2 separate regions of the Homo sapiens genome follow, and region 1 is linked to region 2. A link is a loop called in an ENCODE intact Hi-C map of the cell type or tissue named here. Cell type or tissue: pancreas. All regions are shown on one strand. Each heading gives the region's core, and the rest is flanking DNA. Links, peaks and the distances in the headings are about the cores only. Region 1 holds the start of MIR6895 (microRNA 6895). Region 2 overlaps IQSEC2 (IQ motif and Sec7 domain ArfGEF 2).

Region 1 (8,701 bases), core at 702-8,701, 47 kb before region 2:
ATGGGCCTATACCAGGGAGGCCTCCGTCCTGGGCCAAGCAGTTCTCTAACCTGGGAGTTGCTTCAGGTTGTAGGCACCATCTCTTCCTCTCCTGTCTGGACACTTCCTGTGGCTGACTGCCTTGGCAGTGGTAGTTAAGTGCTGAGATTGAGCCCCTTCCTGCCCATCCCAGCTCTCACACTCATCTCTCCTGTCAGCTCCTCCAACCCCCTTTTCATGATCAATTCCAGCCAAAAGGTCAGCCTTTTCCCCTAGACTGAGACCTGGGGTCAAGCTGGACCCGGCAGGGTTGTCCACGGACTCCTCTCTCTCTCCTTACTTGTATAGCCTAGGGTCCCAACTGGAAGACTAGATGAAGCAGGGCTGAGCCAGACCTTCCCACCAATCAAAGCTGCCAGAAGAGGGCGGGCTTTCTTATTTACCACTAGGTTCCTATCAGCTGCAAATATTGGGAAGGGGGAATGAAACCCATGAACGTTCAGATGAGAAAGCAAAATAAGAGTGGCAGTGTGCTAAGCTCCTGGGCTAGGGATCAGGACCCAGCCTTTAGCCTCCTCACAGCCCCTTGAGAGGACGGAAAGCCCTTGAGGCAGGCATGATAGGAAGCTGACTGGCTTAGGGCTTCCATACTCTTGCTTCCTCCTTTGTATCCTCGTATCATGGGCAGACTCCAAACACAGAACACTCAAGACCACAAAGAATGGTTCTTAGCCTTTGGAGGGTCAAGGATCCCTTTATGAATCTGATACAAGCTGGTTAGTCTTCTTGTCAGAAAAACACATGCATGCAAACACCCACAAAAACATGTAAACAATCTGTTGATGGTCCCTGATTTAGTCCAGCACCCTCATCTTAAAGACTTTGGGACTCAGAAGAGAGATCTTTCCAACTACTATGGGACCATTAATGGGCTTGAAACCACTTTGCTAAGTGAAAGAAGCTAGACACAAAGGATCACATATTATACGATTCCATTTATGTAAAATGTCCAGAATAGGCAAATGGGATGAGGGGTAAAGGACGCCTAAGGGATATGGAGTTTCTTTCTGCAGTGATGAAAATGTTCTGAAATTTTTTTTCGAATGATGGCTGCACAACTCTGAATATACTAAAAGCTATTTAATTGTATACTTTTAAGTGGGTGACTGTATGGTATGTACATTATATATATCAATAAGCTGTCTTAAAAAAGTGAACTCAGGGGTTGCAAATGACCACACATCTGAGCTTTAGTCCCCATTCATCAGGGGCATAACCTGTGGAGAAAAATCAGGGAATTATGCAGTAGATGGGTTAGACAGGAAAACATTCTAGGAAGAACGAGATTCTATGTATAATCTTAAGGGCAATAAAGCATCATGGAAGGTTTTAAGCAGTATATAATCAGATCTACACTTTAGAAACCCCCCAAATCACTGAATTGTACATTTCAAACAAGTGAATTTTATAGTATGTAAATTATATCTCAATAAAGCCATTAACAAAAAAATCCCTTTGGGAGCTTGAGGAGGATAAACTGGAGGGCATCAACTGGGGGAGGTTGTAGTGTAGGAGTTTGGGTGAGGGGGCCCGAGCCCATCTGTTTGGACTTGAGGGAAAGTGGCTTGGGGTTAGAGTCGGGGGAGGATCAGAATGTCTTGCCCAAGGTTAAGAAGCTGGTGGAACTTGATTTCAGAACCCAGAGCTCCCTGGCTTCAGCCCTAGTGCTCCTGCCAGCACTACAGCTGCTCCACTGACTGGTGATGGAAGCACTGTCTTCCCCGTCTAAGAGAAATGCACTTCAGAAACATGTTTCCAAAAAATGTTTCTAAGGGTTTTATTTCTAACAAGAGGAAAATAATAAAATAAAATTAAAATAGGCTTCAGTTGGAACCAAGTTTCTTGTTTTGCTTTTTTTTTTCTTTTGAACAAATTAATTACACACCAACAATCTTCTTTTATTACAACATGAACCCAGGAGGAGGAAAGGAGACAGGGGAGGACAGGGAGGGAGGACTGAGGTGGTTGTGAGGACAAGCACCAAAAGCTTTCTTCAGATCACAGGGAGCCCTGTTCAGCTCCCCAGCCAAATTCCTTTAAAATAAAAAACTGTGAGCACGGCTATGTGAAGTTTCCTCCTCCTGGGTGGAACAGTCAGGGGAAGGGAGAGGGAGAAGGGGGTAGGAAGGAAGGAAAAGAGGGGAGGAGAGTGGGGGCAGGGGTTAGTGTAGCATGGCCTGGCCAGGACCAGAACTGGGGAGAGAAGGGAGGAGAGTCCCCCAGTTTGCATATACACTGGCCTTGTCTCTGGAATGGTGATGGCCCAGCCCCAGCCACCCCCCTGCCCACCAGCCCATCCATCTATCTGCCTCAGGTGTCTGGGAATGCTGGTTAGAGGCTACCAGGGAGGGAAGACTCCAGGGGCCGGCCCCCAGGAGCTGAGGTCTGAACAATACCTTGGAGTCAGAATACAAAAGTCAAGGGACTCAGGGGTGGGCGGGTAGCAGGGATGGCCACCCCCCTACCCGCCCACCCCCCAAGAAGCAGGCTTGATGGTCAGAAAGAGGATCCTTGAGGCCGAGGGGGGTCTCTGTCAGGGTCTGTGCTAGGCTCAGCCACTGTCACAACTGTTGCTGAGGCGGCTGCTGTGGGCAGGGCAGATGCAGCCGGGGAGTCAGAGTGGAGAAAGGGGCCGAGGGGCCTGAAGTGGTCCCTTCCGCCGGTTCCAAGCCATTCTGGTTCTCCTGGGTGCTGGGGCTGCCAGTGGTGGGGATGGGTGCAGGGGGGCCCTCACCCCCAGTCTCCTCCTCCAGCTCTTCCTCCTCCTGGACCTCCTCAGCCTCTGGCCCTGAGCTCCGTACCCTCTTTGGCTCTAGCTCCTCTCGGGCTGGGTCATCGCCCTCCCCACCCCGATCCACCTTCCGCCGCCGCCGCCTCTCCAGGGCCCGGCCCCGAGCCCGACTCCCGTGACGCTCTGCCTTCTCCAGCTGTGATTACAGACAGGCAGAAAGACAGGTTGTGGGCCAGTGGTCAGGCCTGGGCTCCCTACTCGGCCTGACCTCCTGGCCCGGCCCATGACCCCTCTCCTCACCTCCAGAAGTGTGCGGATCCTCTCCAGGTCTGGGGGCTGTCCAGCCTGCAGCAGCTGCCATATGCTGTGGTTCTCATCCAGGGTCACCTCGAGCAGGTCCCCCTCCATCATGAGCTCCTCCAAGGGGGCCCGGGTTGCCTCAGGCAGTTCCAACACAGGGCCAGTCAACTGTGGCAACAGCGAGGACAGCAGCTCCAGATCTAGGAGGTTGCAGGAACAAGCGGCATTAGAGGCTGCCCTTGGTCTTATCCCCACCACTACAACAGAGCTGAGGACTACATGGGTCACTATGGTGATGTGCAGTCAACAGCCTACCCACACCACACCTAGACCTACCTCTCTTACCTGAGCCCTCCTCCGGGGCTACCTTCTCAGGACTGGTCACACTGTCTCCATTCTCCAGTAAGCCCTGGACCTGCGGAGGAGAGCAAGAATAGGTAGGGGCAACTGAAGTGAAGAACCAGGCCCTATTCCTCCTCCGCCAACCCCAAACTTGAGACCCTCCGCCTTCTGGAGGAGGAGGGAAGACACAGGCTGCCAGCAGGGAGCAGAGTCTAGGAATCTGGACAGATGCAGAATGGAGTAGGAAGGCTGGTCCAAAGAAAACTGAAAATTGGAGAACAAGGGGCAGGGCCGAGCCTAAACTGGGGTAGGGGCTAGGAGACAAGAATCTGAGGACAAGAGCTGGGCTGAGTAGCTCACCTTAGGCATATCCTTGCCACTGCCCTCTCTGAGGGGGTCAGAAGCAGGGGCTGCAGGGTAGTTAGGAGGCTCCTCAGGTCTAGGTTCAGCCTGTAGCCGTTGGCGGAGCTCAGCCAGCCGTCCCAAAAGAGCAGTCACATCTTCAGAGGCCAGAGCCTGCCTGGCGCGGCCTTGCCAGCTGATGGCCCTCTCTGTGAGGCACTGCAGGGCCTCGCCCTCGGGCAGCCGCACAGGCAGTCTCTGCAGGGCTACCAGCAGTGCCAGGATGGTCTCCAGGCGCGGGCGCCTTGAGCGCATACACAGTGGACACAGGAATTTGGTGTCCCATTCCCACCAGGCCAGCAGTGGGGATGAGGTGGGATTGGGCCTCGGAGAGCTGAGGAGGCGAGGCACTGACACACACCGCCCATGGAACCAGTCCTGACACAGGTCACACTGCAGAGCTCCCGCCCCAGCCAGCACCTGCCCACACACACAGATAGAGGTTGTAGAGGAGGCCGTGCTCGATGATGCCAGTGGACTGGGCTTGGCCGAATTGGTGCGACGCAGCTGCAGGATACCCTCCTTCTCCTTCTGTTCCCCCTCCTTGAAGGCCACGATCTGCCATACCCAGGACAGGAGCAAAGTGGGTCAGCAGCCTACCCCTTCCCTTCTCTGGGCCCCCCCTTAACACCCCCACTCCCAAACCAGGAGAACTGAGGCTCAGGGGACAAGCGGTCTGCTCATGGCCACCCAGCTCAGACACTCTATCATCACCAAGCCCTTCTCCCCATCTGTGTCGAAGCTCCTTACCACAGAGCCTGGGTCCCTGAGGTCCTGCGCAGACAGCCCCAGCAGCTCTGTGTCAGATTTGTACAACCCCAGCTCCTTCTCCATCCACCGGCTGCGCTTGGTGCTGTCTGAGCCGGCATCTGCACATGGGCAGAGAACCTGGGGCAGGCAGACAAGAGAGGGAATGACTGGGCTTCCCTTACATCCCCCGCCTCCTTCCCTCCCTGGTGCCCCTACAAAACCCATGTTATCTCATGAGCCATCTCACAGAAGCCAGGGCAGGCGTTAAGAGACGCTGTAGGTCAAGGTCCCAGGCCTCACCTCCAGCAGCGTGTAGCAAGAATTTTTCTTGAGGAAGGTCTTGGAGGCCTTCTCCCTCCAGGAGTGCGCTGTCAGTACCTGTAGCTCTAGCTGTCTCAGCTCCTCCAGCCCCACAGGTAGGTCCCGGCCCACAGCTACTAGGCCCTCCAAGTCATCCAGGCAGGGGTAGTGGTCACCATTCTAAGGCCAAGGGCGAGAGACAGCTCAGTTCAACTTGCCAATGCTATTGATGCTTACTCTGTGCCTGGCCCTGAGCTGGAAAGATGAACTGGGCTCAGTCTTGAGGGATTAAAAAAATAGGTGTCATCCTAAGGAACAACCACTTGGCTCTCTCCCACAACACCGGCATCTACTGACTGGCTCAGCCCCAAATATCTAGTCAGCCTTCTGTTGTGGTTTGCCTCTTCTCCTCTCCTCCATGCCCCTGCCCTGCTCAGTCCCATACCACCTGCTTCCCTGGCCCACCAATCTCATCCTAACCAGTGCCCTCTCTTCCTTCAGGCCAGCCTCACACTCTTCCTCTCACCCTGCTCATCAGGCACATCTTGCCTCCTGACTACATGCCATGCCCCCTTCCTCTCTCCAGCCAACCCAACCCATCCCAGCAACCCAGCACATCCCAGTGTATATGCCATCTCTTCCCAGCTGGACTGAAGGCCTGGGGTGGGAGTGGCAGGGTCCTCACTTGGATCTCATCAACATCAGCAATCCAGGCCCGGGCCTTAGCAAGAGCCTCCTTGAGAGCCTGGATGTTGGGCAGGTGAACAGGGATGTTTTCCGCTTCACGGATTATGGCCTCAAGTGTGGCTGGTGGATGCTTCTGCCTAAAGGTAAGGAAAAAAAGAACGCTCAGTCTGATGTGGTCTGCCTGACCAGAAGCCCAGCCTGACCACCAGATATATCTGCATGGGCCCCTTGGGTGTCTGTTATTCCTGCTGTCACTTGGGCCTACTTGCTTGTATTCCACCTAAGGGTAGCTGCCAGTCCCTGCTTCCCCAAGACTGCATGCACCCAACTTCATCCCTTCTGCCACAGCTCTTGCACCTCTGTTTGTCTGCCAGTCTGCTGGCCTGCTAGCAATGCCTACATATACAACCTGTATTGTGTAATCTGTTGCTGCAGTTTGTCAACTGCCCTGTGTGGGGTCTTTCTACCAACATCTGCCCATCTGCCTGTCACTTGTGCTTCTGGGTATGCGCACATTAGCCTGTAGGGCTAGTCTTCTAGATAATCTCTATCTGTCCATTTCTGCTTCTCCATCAGCCTCTCTTTGCCTTTAAGTATACAGAGTTGTTTTTTAAAAAAACGACAAGATAGACAACAAAAGAGGGGAGAGTCAATACAGTAACACAGGAGCGTGATACCTAAGGCCACCCATGGGCATCCTCTTCTGGGTCTCCACTCAACTTTGATGTTTGGAATAGGGCAGGGAAGGGAAGCAGCAGCTGGACCTACCTGGCCTCCAGGCAGAGGTGGGCTTTCTCCTCCCAGCGTTCAGCAATGGTCAGCAGTTCCTGCAGCTCGGCCTGGGCTTTATCCACAGCAGGGCTAGGGGCTACACTGGCACCCGCGACCAACAGTCCTCGCATGACAGCCAAGGTGCCCCTTCGGGCTGAGGGGGCCAGTGTGCGTTTCACCTCATCCAGCCATCGCGCCTGTTCCACCTGCCGCTGGAGCTGCTGGGCCTCAGGCACCTCCACCCCCAGCTGCCGCCCCCTCTCCAACAGGGACTGCAGTAGCCCTGGACTGGAGGGCAGTGAGGCCAGGGCCTCACGAGCCTCAGCCTGGTAGGCCTCCACCTGTTCCAGAACACCCTACCAGGACACAGGATGAAGAACAAACTCCTCAGCTGGGCCCACTGAGGGGTTCCACCACCAGATGGAACCTTGTCCCACCTATCTTCTTACCCTCCAAGCTTTTGGGGCAAAGGAGCCTAACATGGGCTGAGCTCTCCTTCTCCAAGCCCTAAGACAGTTGGGGTTCCTAACACTGACTGCTCATTAGAATGCCCTGGGGAATTTAAGAATGCAGATTCCTGGGCCCCACCCTGAGAGATTCTTAATTAACTAATAATTATTAATCTATGCTTTATTTAACTTTTCAGAGGGCTCTGTTCTCAGGGCACCAAGAGACCTCCCTGCCCTAAAAATTGCTATGATTAGTCCTCACATAAACCCTTGTGCTCACCACCCTGGGGTCTGTTGCCCTCTCCATCTCACTCCTCCTCCACCTTCATGAATTTCCCTCCACTTTCCAAGCCCAACAAGCACCCCTGTTACCTCCTTCTCCTCTACCCCTCCTCCAGGAAACCTTACCTGGACTCTGTATCCTATACCCATACCCTTGCCACCTGACCCTCAAGGCCCATTTCTAACAGACAAGTCACTAGACCCTTGCCTCACCCCTCCCACCTGTTCTTTTCTCACACGTGTGTCCTGTCTTGCCTGAACACTTTAAGCTTTTGAAAGGAGCCAAGCATGGCCTGCTGCTCAGGTCCCCTGGTCCCCTTGATCCCTCATCAGCACTCCAAGCGTCCTCACCTTGACATCCCCAATCTGGTGCATGGCGCAAGGCAGGTTGTTCATCTGGTCCAGAAAGGCCCGGAGCTCAGTCAGGGTCATCTGTAGACCAGCCACCCTGTGGGGGCTATGAAGTATCACATGTGAGGTTTCAGGTCCAAACTCAGTGCCTTCCCTCCATGTCTATGCTAAGACTGAACACCTTTCCTCACTACACCTGTCCACCTTGATCTCGCATATTTCAAATTTGCCCCAATTGCCCAGGTTAGAGGGAAGGTTTTAAATTATAGAGCATGTTCATATTATGAGGGGAAAGAATTAGAAACTAATGGGTTGTAATAAGAGCTACACTTTGCAATCCATCCTCTACTGTGAACTCTAAAGCTGTGTTAGCAGGGATCAGGTCTATACATCTTTGTCCTGTTCTTACCCGTAAGCCTCCCACAACTCTTCCCTGCCCACAAAACCCCTCAGCCTCTCTCTCAGGCCACTTCCAGGTACTGATAAAAAATAAACACTTCTAGCTTTCTTATCACAGAGGCTCTCCTCTCCTTTTTAGGTGGCCTGGTCTCCTTGTCCCCCCCAACACCTTCCAGGCCATCTCACACTCTTGTGCCTGGCAGCTTCCTGCTGATGTCCATTCTGCCAAATGGTATTCACAGTCTACCCCTTGCAGCACTTTTCCTCGGTGCTGGATCCTCAGCACCTTATGTGTGCCCTAACTCCTCACGCTGTCATACCCAGCTTCCTGGCCGCTGACCAGTCCCAGAGCTCGGGACACGCAAGCCTCTGCCTCACTCAGGCAGTTCTTTAGTTGCTGCAGCAGCTCACTATTAGGAAACCTCCGCTCACGGGCTTCAGACTCTAGTGCCCTCAGTTCTTCAAGGCCTGGAAGAAAAATGAGGGCAGCAAAGAGTAGGCAGTATTGAATAGAGGCAGAGGAAGGGGGTCAGAGTACAGAAGAAAGGGAATAGAACTTGCCTGTGGAGTCCCTCCATCCCCCCCATCACTCACTGCGCTTCCGCCCATCCTCCACCTCCAGGGCCACTCGCACTTTGTTGGCCCAGGTGTCAAAGGACTCAGCCCGAACCTTCAGCTTATGCAGCATGGCAGGAAGCTCATCCAAGGTATACCGATACCTGGAGGAAGAGGGCAGGCAAGAGCATGTCTGGCCCAGCTCTCCATCCTCCTTCTTGCCCCACTTCCTCCAGAAAGGCCCATGCTCACCGCAGGTACTGCCGGCTACTGGAGCACTTGCAGAGATCATTGATGTGGGAAAGGCAGACAAGGCCGTCTGGGCAGTCGTAGCAGGCCAGGG
Region 2 (8,638 bases), core at 1-8,000:
TTCTGCAGGGTACTGTTTCAGGAGAGCAGGGAGGAGACATGGCTGGGCTACTCACACTCCACACGGTATTTCTCCATCTCCTGCACCTCCGCAATGGACTCGCGCAGGTCGGATGTAAAGCGCAGCCGGTCCTGGAGGCTGGGGGCATTGAAGATGATGAGGACTTTTCGCTCCCCACCAGGTACTGCAGACAGCAACTTGATCCCAAACTGGTAATCTGTGGAGAAAGGGGAGACTGGGCACCTCTGTTGGGACTGGTGCAAGGTGGCTCATACATAAAATAATTTTTCTTTTCTGCTCTTTTTTTTCTGAGACAACATCTCTCTGTCACCCAGGCTGGAGTGCAGTGGTGCCATCATGGCTCACTGCAGCCTTGAACTCCTGGGCTCAAGTGATCCTTCTGCCTCAGCCTCCTGGGTAGCTGGGACCATGGGCACGCACCACATGCGCAGATTTTTTTTTATTTTCAGTAGAGATGGGGTCTCACTATGTTGCCCAGGCTGGTTTCGAATTCCTGGGCTCAAGCGATCCTCTTGCCTTGGCCTCCCAAAGTGCTGGGATTACAGGTGTGAGCCACCATGCCTAGCCCATGAAATAATTTTTCTACTGTCTAACTCTGATCATGCCTCTTCTCTGCTTGAGCATGTTTAGCAGCTCCCCTTTGCCCCAAAGCCCTCAAACTCCTGGTAGCTGTGGCCCTCTTACTCCCTGTACTGCAGGATGTAAAGGCACACAACTATGCACTGCTCTCTCGAAACCCTTTCCTTCTCACCTCTGCCTCAACTCACATTGCTTCTGCTGCCAGGAATACCACGCAACAAAGCTCCTCCTGGTTCATCCTTCAGAGCACAGCATGATCACCGTCTCTTTGGCCCACCAGAGAACACATGCACTGTGGTTCTCTGCAAGACCATGAGCTAACCAGGGGCTAGACCCAAGTCATACTCCACCCTGGCCTGCCCCTCATCCTGGGACCAAGTAGGTGCTTTGGAGACCCTTAGTCCGGTTGTAAGGGACTCCGAAAACTGGAGCTGGTATAGATGACGGGTGAGCATGGGGGCCATGACATAGACTCTCAGGAGCTGGGATCCAAGAAGGGACTCACATGAATTCTGGAAGAGCTGCATGTGCATTTCCACGAGGGGGAAAGACTGACGGAAACTGTACGTCACCAAGATCTTCTTCTTCTGGAAAATTTTGGTGACCTTTGGCAGGGGTGGGAAAAAGACAAGAGGCAGCGCTTTGGGTGGGGGATTTCCACGTGGCACCTATTTCTGGTAACCACCCTCCCCTCCCACCCCATTAACAGACACACACACACAAACACACATGCCCACAAGCTGGGGAGAATGGAAGCTTGAGGGACAGAATGGGAGACATGGAAGAAAACGCAAGTTCCTGATGTAATGACCACGCACCACAGACATTTACCACATTTCCAGAAACTAACTGAATCCTGCTTCCTCCAGGAAGCCTGCTCCAACATCCCACAGAGATTTGTAAACCCCTTTTCTGAGCTCCAGAATGGTGATTCAGTGCCTTTCCCTTGTCAGGCACTATGCTAGTCCTCTGAGTGTGTGATCGCCCCCTGCTGGACTGGAGGGCAGGAGTCTGGTTGTCGGGTTCTGTCACCAGGCCTTACCAGAGCCTGCACTTAATGGCAATCTCTGCTGAACCCATGTAGAGAGTTAATAAGTCTTCCTCTCAACAACCCAATATCTTTGTCGAGTACTTGGGCACTCTGGACTCAACTAACACAGGCTGCAAACACCTCAGGCGGTCTGCAAGTGGCTCGTAAAAGGAAATGTTTTGATTTCAGGATGGCACAATGACGCAAAGCACTTTTTTAGGTCCTTTGGGCTGTGAGCTCCCTGAGAACAGGGACTAAGTCTGATTCATCCTGGCATACCCAGTGCCTAGCATAGAGCTGGACATACACCAGTTTCAGTACCTGAGGGATGTCTACACATTGACTGTGTGGGCCAGGTACTCCCTGGGGTAGGGCAGATTCCACATATAACCTCTTATTTCATTTCATCCTCATGACAATCCTGTGAAGTAGGGGTTAGTTCCATTTCACAGAGGAGGAAACTAAGGCTCAGAGGGAGCATGGAAATACTTCGGCTAAAGCAGCAATGCTCAACTGGGGGTGATATTGCCCCCAGAGGACACGGAGCAACATCTGGAGACATTTTTGGTTGAAGGGTTGCTACTAGCACCTAGTAGGTAGAGACCAGGGTGCTGCTAAACATCCTACAGTGCACAGGACAGTCCCCGCAAAGAATTATCCAGCCCCAAATGTCAACAGTGATGAGACTGAGAAACCCTGCTCTAAAGGAGAGAAGACCACAGGGAGAACAGGATCAAGAGAGTCCTCAAATCCCTGGAGAGCTGTCTTGGAGCAGAGGTACAACACTTGTTCTTTGTGATGCCAAGGGTTGAGTGCAGATGGCTGGAAGAAACCCACAGGGAGACAAATTCTAGCAGTCAGAGCTGCCTAACAAGGCAACTGGCTGCCTTAGAGGAAGGCGGCTTTCTGTCCCTGCAGTCATACATCCAGTGGGCCATCTAGGAAGCTGGACCCTGAAAGTCCCTTCCAACCTGCAAAGTCCTAAGAGTCCCATCCCTAAAAGACAAACATCTCTACTTGTAATGAGCTCAGTTTGAAGAATCACTTCAAGCATCTTTTTTTTTTTTTTTTTTTGAGACAGAGTTTCACTTGTCGCCCAGGCTGGAGTGCAATGGAGCGATCTCAGCTCACTGCAACCTCCGCCTCCTGGGTTCAAGCGATTCTCCTGCCTTGGCCTCCCCAGTAGCTGGGACTACAGGCATGCGCCACTGCGCCCAGCTAATTTCTTATATTTTTAGTAGAGACGAGGTTTCTCCATGTTGGCCAGGCTGGTCTTGAACTCCTGACCTCAGGTGATCCACCCACCTCGGCCTCCCAAAGTGCTGGGATTACAGGCATGAGCCACCGTGCCTGGCCCAAGCATCTTTTTTAAATTTTGTTTTTATTATTTATTTATTTATTTTTGAGGCAGGGTCTGGCTCTGTTGCCCAGGTTGGAATGCAGTGGTGCGATCACAGCACACTGCAACCTCTGCCTCCTGGGCTCAAGTGATCCTCCCGACTCAGCCTCCCAAGTAGCTGGGACTACAGGTGCACACCACCATGCCCGGCTAATTTTTGTATTTTTTGTGGAGACAGGGTTTCGACATGTTGCCCAAGCTGGTCTCAAAACTCCTGGGCTCAAGTGATTCAAACTGCCCTGGCCTCCCAAAGTTCTGGGACTATAGGTGTGAGCCACAGTGCCGAGCCCACTTCAAGCATCTTGATTACTGAAGATTTCCAGACTGACCTGGGGGGTCGCAGGTTCACCCCTCTTCACACAACCCTATGGGCTATTGAGGTGGACAGGGATATTTCCTACCACTTCCCAGGTTGTAAGTCTGTCATCTCCTTTGGTCCTCATATTTTCTGTCCCTGTGTGTCTGTTACTACCTCCAAATGCATCTGTGAGGAAAAGGAGGGGCAGAGAAGGCCTGGGCCTTGCCTGAGACCATGCAGATGGCATGGCAGAACACCTCGCCCGCCACACTCCACACACCACACACCTACATCAATATGGTTCACACCAGACTTAGGTGTCAAGCTCACTCTCTCCCTCCCATCTCCTCCCCCACAGTGCTCATACCACAAGGAGATCATTGAAGAGGAAGACCTCCCGCTGATGCAACCCTAGCCTCTGGGGGCGGTTTGGATCTGGCACCTCGTAGAGCTGGCAGCAGCAAACCAGTCGACGGTGAGGGAGAGACAGGACCTAGACAGGCATGAAGAAACAGGTGTCAGCAAGGCCAGCCCATCAGCTTCAGGCCTCCTGGCACCTTAACTTTCAACCGCAAGAAGTTTACCACTCATACATGTGTGTCACTCTGACACAAGGGGTATCAGCAACTAAGACCTAAACTTATCTGCTACCTTGCCTTTGCCCTTCTGTCTGGAATGTCTTTCTTGCCCAGCTCTGCATGGTCATATTTCAACTCCCTTTCAAATTTCCATCCCGGCCGGGCGCAGTGGCTCACGCCTGTAATCCCAGCACTTTGGGAGGCCGAGGCGAGCGGATCACTTGAGGTCAGGAGTTCGAGATCAGCCTGGCCAACATGGTGAAACCCCGTCTCTACTAAAAACACAAAAATTAGCTGGGTGTGGTGGTGGGCGCCTGCAATCCCAGGTACTCAGGAGGCTGAGGCAGGAGAATCGTTTGAACCCAGGAGGTAGAGGTTGCAATGAGCCGAGATCATGCCACTCCACTCCAGCCTGAGTGACAGAGTGAAACTCCATGTCAAAAAAAAAAAAAAAAAAAAAAAAAAATTCAATCCCAAAATGATCTCTTCCAAGAAGCCTTCCCTGATTTCTCCAGGCTGAAAATGGTCTCTCTCTCCTTTCTCCTCTCCTAAACTGGACCATAAAGCAGAAGTATTATATGTGTCTTTGTTTCACACCCCGACTGGTCTGTGAGTGCCCCCAAGGATAGAGAACACGTCTGATTCATATCTATGAATGCCCAGCACCAACTCTGGTGCCCAGCAAATGCTGGGCTCAGTGGAAAGGCATCCACAAATGTTTGTTGGCTAAAGCGTTTTCTTTTTTTTTTTCTTTTTTTGAGACGGAGTCTTGCTCTGTGGCCCCAGGCTGGAGTGCGTTGGCACGATCTCAGCTCACTGCAACCTCCGCCTCCCGGGTTCAAGCAATTCTCCTGCCTCAGCCTCCTGAGTAGCTGGAACTCCAGGCATGCACCATCACGCCCGCAGCTAATTTTTGTATTTTTAGTAGAGACAGGGTTTTGCCATGATAGCCAGGCTGGTCTGGAACTCCTGACCTGAGGTGATCCACCCACCTCGGCCTCCCAAAGTGCTGGGATTACAGGCACAAGCCATTGTACCTGGCCTAAAGTGTGTTCTTACTTTGGTTTTCTGCTAACCATTAGCTTGGCTCTTCACTTAGGATGGACAGGCAAAGCCGGAGGTGAAAAGGATGCTAATATTTATATAGTACCCACTATGGGCCTTGGAATGTGCTCGATGCATTCACTCTGCACCACAGCCTTCTGAGGAATGCATTATCACCCACTCTGTATTGCAGGTAAAGGGCACCTGGGGCTCAGGGAGGTGCAGTGACTTACCACTTAGTGGCAGAGGCAGACCTGAACCCTGGCCCCTCTGCAGCCTCCCAAGGCACTTACTGGTTTCTTTCCAACAATCATGCGCTCCACAGCCTGCACCTGGGACACATGGTCATCGTTGGTCCGCAGTTCACGCCCCTGGATGCGCTGGTAGATGCCCACCAGGAGGTCTCGGGGGATGTCTTCACCATTGTCAACCCCTGGGGGAGGGAGTAACACAGGGATATGTCACATAATTATGGGCACTGGGTGGTAGGGGTGCTCCACCACCCCCACACCCAGGCACGGGCCACGATAGTCAGGACTGAGGGTCAATGGGTACCCTCGGCCCCTTAGCCAGGATTGGGGCAGGGAGGGTGTCCTTCAGTACAACAGCCAGTTGCTATCTTCCCCAGAGTGGGGAATTTTTTCTCAACAACTCAGAATACACTGTAATTAAAACAATCAGATACTATTGTTTGCCTTCCTAATTAGCAAAAATAATTTAAAATGAAATCCAGTGCTAGGAAGAGTGCAGGGAAGTGGGCATGTATGGTAACATAACTCTTTTGGAAGGTAATTTGGCAAGAACCTAAATGTTTGTACCCAGTGATTCTCTTCTAGGAATCTACCCTAAGGAACTACTCAGAAATATGTGCAAGAGGTATGTGCAAGAATGCTAGTGCAGGCGGGGCATGGTGGCTCACGCCTGTACTCCCAGCACTTTGGGAGGCCGAGGCAGGTGGATCACGAGGTCAGGAGATCAAGACCATCCTGGCCAACATGGTGAAACCTCATCTGTACTAAAAATACAAAAAATTAGCCAGGCATGGCACCATGTGCCTGTAGTCCCAGGTACTCGGGAGGCTGAGGCAGAATTGCTTGAACCCGGGAGGCAGAGGCTGTAGTGAGCCAAGATCGCGCCACTGCACTCCAGCCTGAGCAACAAGATTGAGACTCTGTCTCAAAAAAAAAAAAAAGAAAAAGAAAAAAAAGAATGCTAGGGCAGGCGTGGTATAATCCCAGCACTTTGGGAGGCTGAGGCAGGTGGATCGCTCGAGCCCAGGAATTCGAGAGCCAACCTGGGCAACATGGCAAAATCCCATCTCTACAAAAAATACAAAAATTAGCTGGGTGTGGTGGCACACACCTGTGGCCCCAGCTACTTGGGAGGCTGAAGTGGGATAATAGCTTGAGCCTGGGAGGAGGAGGTTGCAGTGAACCATGATTGCACCACTGCACTCCAGCCTAGGCAACAGAGCAAGACCCTGTCTCAAAAAAAAAAAAAAAAAACTCACTAAGTGTTACTTATGGGGACAATTTGAAACAACCTAAATTTTAACAATAGAGGATAGTATATCCATTTAATAAGATAATGCACAGCTATTAAAAACTTGACATTTACAAAAACATTTCAATAGCATGAGAAAATTACAGTAGCAAATTATGGGAAAAGAGTAAGATAAATTGCATGTGTGGTATGATCTGAACTATATAAAAAGTTACATATGCATGGGGGAAAAGATTAGAACGCACCAAAACATTAACTATGATTGCCTCTAGGGGGCACATTTTGGGTGATAAAAAGAAATTTTCTAATTTTCTGAATCTTCCAACATTTCTGAAATAAAGTATGTATTACCTTCATTTATTTGCTTATTTATTTAATAATTAGAGGGGGAAGTTACACATACACACACACACACCCACACACACACACACATATATTGAGAGAGAGAGGGAAAAAGAATGGATGAATGAATGATGGCAAAATTCTAGGAGACAGCTCCAAATGGCCTCTGATCTAACTCCCTCCTCCCATGTTCACCATCCTTCTCCACTTCTGATTGCTGAGTGAAACCCACTCACTCTTCTCTCTAAATCCTCTACTAGAGAAAATGTTTTCTGGGCAGGACGTGGAGGCTCACACCTGTAATCCCAGCACTTTGGGAGGCCGAGTTGAGGCAAGGAGTTTGAGACCAGCCTGGGCAACCTAGCAAGACCCTGTCTCTACAAAAAATTTAGAAATTAGTTGGGCATGGTGGCACGCGCCTATAGTCCCAGCTACTTAGGAGGCTGAGGTGGGAGGATCGCTTGAGCCCAGGAGTTCAAGGCTGCAGTGAGCTCTGCTAGCACCACTGCAATCCAGCCTGGGTGAGAGAGTGAGACCCTGTCTCTAAAAATAAAAAAAAAAAAAACAAATAAAATAAAAAAACAGAAAACAAAAAAAATGTTTTCTTCCTTGGAAATGTCACATCTCCTCCTTGGACAGGTGCTAAAGGAACATACTACATCGCACTGACTTTCTTACCAGAGCAGCCACAGCGGCACAAACCTGATGGGCAGCCAATTTGTCTTGTGTTCAGTTTGCTTTTTTTCTTTGACTCTATTTCCCTCTTTCTTTTCTGCTTAAATAATCTTAACATCTGTACCATTTTTAGTAGCTGCTCTTTGGTGATAGGCAGGGCTCGACATCAGTAGAATAAGCAAAAAGAGCAAGGTGACACCTTTCATCTGGCATTCAAGGCCCTCATATATTGGTTCCATATATTGGAACCTCATATATTGGGACCTTCCCAACCCATCAATGACCTCATCTCAATTGTTCTTTTTTTTTTTTTTTTTTTTTCAAGACAGAGTCTTGCTCTGTCACTCAGGCTGGAGTGCAGTGGTGCGATCTTAGCTCACTGCAACCTCTACCTCCCAGGTTCAAGTAATTCTCCTGCCTCAGCCTCCTGAGTGGCTGGGATTACAGGTGTGCACCACCATGCCTGCTAATTTTTGTATTTTTAGTAGAGATGGGGTTTCCCCATGTTGGCCAGGCTGGTCTGGAACTCCTGGCCTCATGGGATCCACCTGCCTCAGCCTCACAAAGTGCTGGGATTACAGGTGTGAGCCAACGTACCCAGCCCTCAATTGTTCCCTAAAGAAAATAAATGTTCCTGCCTCTGCGCCTTTGGTATTCTCATTGCTAGGTAAGCCCTCCTCTATCTCTATTGTGTCACCTTCTCCATGCCTTCAAGACCCACCTTAAAATAAAAATACTACCTCCTCCAGGAAGCTAGCTAGAGGTGGGCTCTCCCTCCTTTGAGCTCTGACTGCACTTTTGGCCTCTCTGATGTCACTGTTCACTTTCTGTCTTATGTTAGTTATCTGGGTGCTACAAGTCAGCCTCTCCCACACACAGGGAGCTCTCTCAGAACAGGGAGTATGGCAGATTCCCCTCCATTGTCCTTGGCACCCATCATGGGGCTTGGCACACACTAAGCGCTAAGTGTTGACTGGCTGGCTGGTTGTTTGGTCGAGTGATAAATGAATGCATGAATAGAGGAAAAGGTACCTAAAATAATTAAATGAGTCCTCATGGGCATAAATAAGAGAGGGAAAGAAGGAGCGAGGAAAGGACAAGTGAATTACTGAATGAATGAATGAATGAATCAGAGTAAAGCCTTGTAAGAGTCAGGACTTTAATCTATC

Evidence for each region. A loop is a pair of places that touch in the nucleus more often than their neighbours do. Peaks named below come from ENCODE experiments on the same cell type or tissue, not always from the same donor. Only the 100,000 strongest peaks of a DNase experiment are listed, where the experiment ranks them.
Region 1: a loop joins it to region 2, with 6 times the contacts of the local background. A loop is called at or near these places in 2 of 110 quality-filtered maps.

The regions. Positions count from the first base shown.
Region 1 is chrX:53,190,367-53,199,067 of GRCh38, forward strand. It overlaps KDM5C (lysine demethylase 5C), which reads right to left. Exons shown (of 26, transcript NM_004187.5): 15 at 8,611-8,701; 16 at 8,398-8,522; 17 at 8,124-8,271; 18 at 7,405-7,510; 19 at 6,320-6,678; 20 at 5,550-5,688; 21 at 4,865-5,044; 22 at 4,565-4,702; 23 at 3,773-4,372; 24 at 3,407-3,485; 25 at 3,071-3,270; 26 at 1,792-2,966. The coding sequence ends at 2,601. MIR6895 (microRNA 6895) reads right to left here and starts at 5,122; the gene lies at 5,045-5,122. MIR6894 (microRNA 6894) reads right to left here and starts at 8,579; the gene lies at 8,523-8,579. In pancreas, for the core only: no CTCF peak of the experiment used is centred there; DNase peaks (open chromatin) are centred at 4,097 and 6,486.
Region 2 is chrX:53,238,090-53,246,727 of GRCh38, forward strand. IQSEC2 (IQ motif and Sec7 domain ArfGEF 2) reads right to left here. Exons shown (of 15, transcript NM_001111125.3): 9 at 5,243-5,382; 10 at 3,695-3,820; 11 at 1,106-1,205; 12 at 56-217. Among named protein-coding and RNA genes, the nearest start is that of KDM5C, 17 kb to the left of the region's middle. In pancreas, for the core only: no CTCF peak of the experiment used is centred there; no DNase peak of the experiment used is centred there.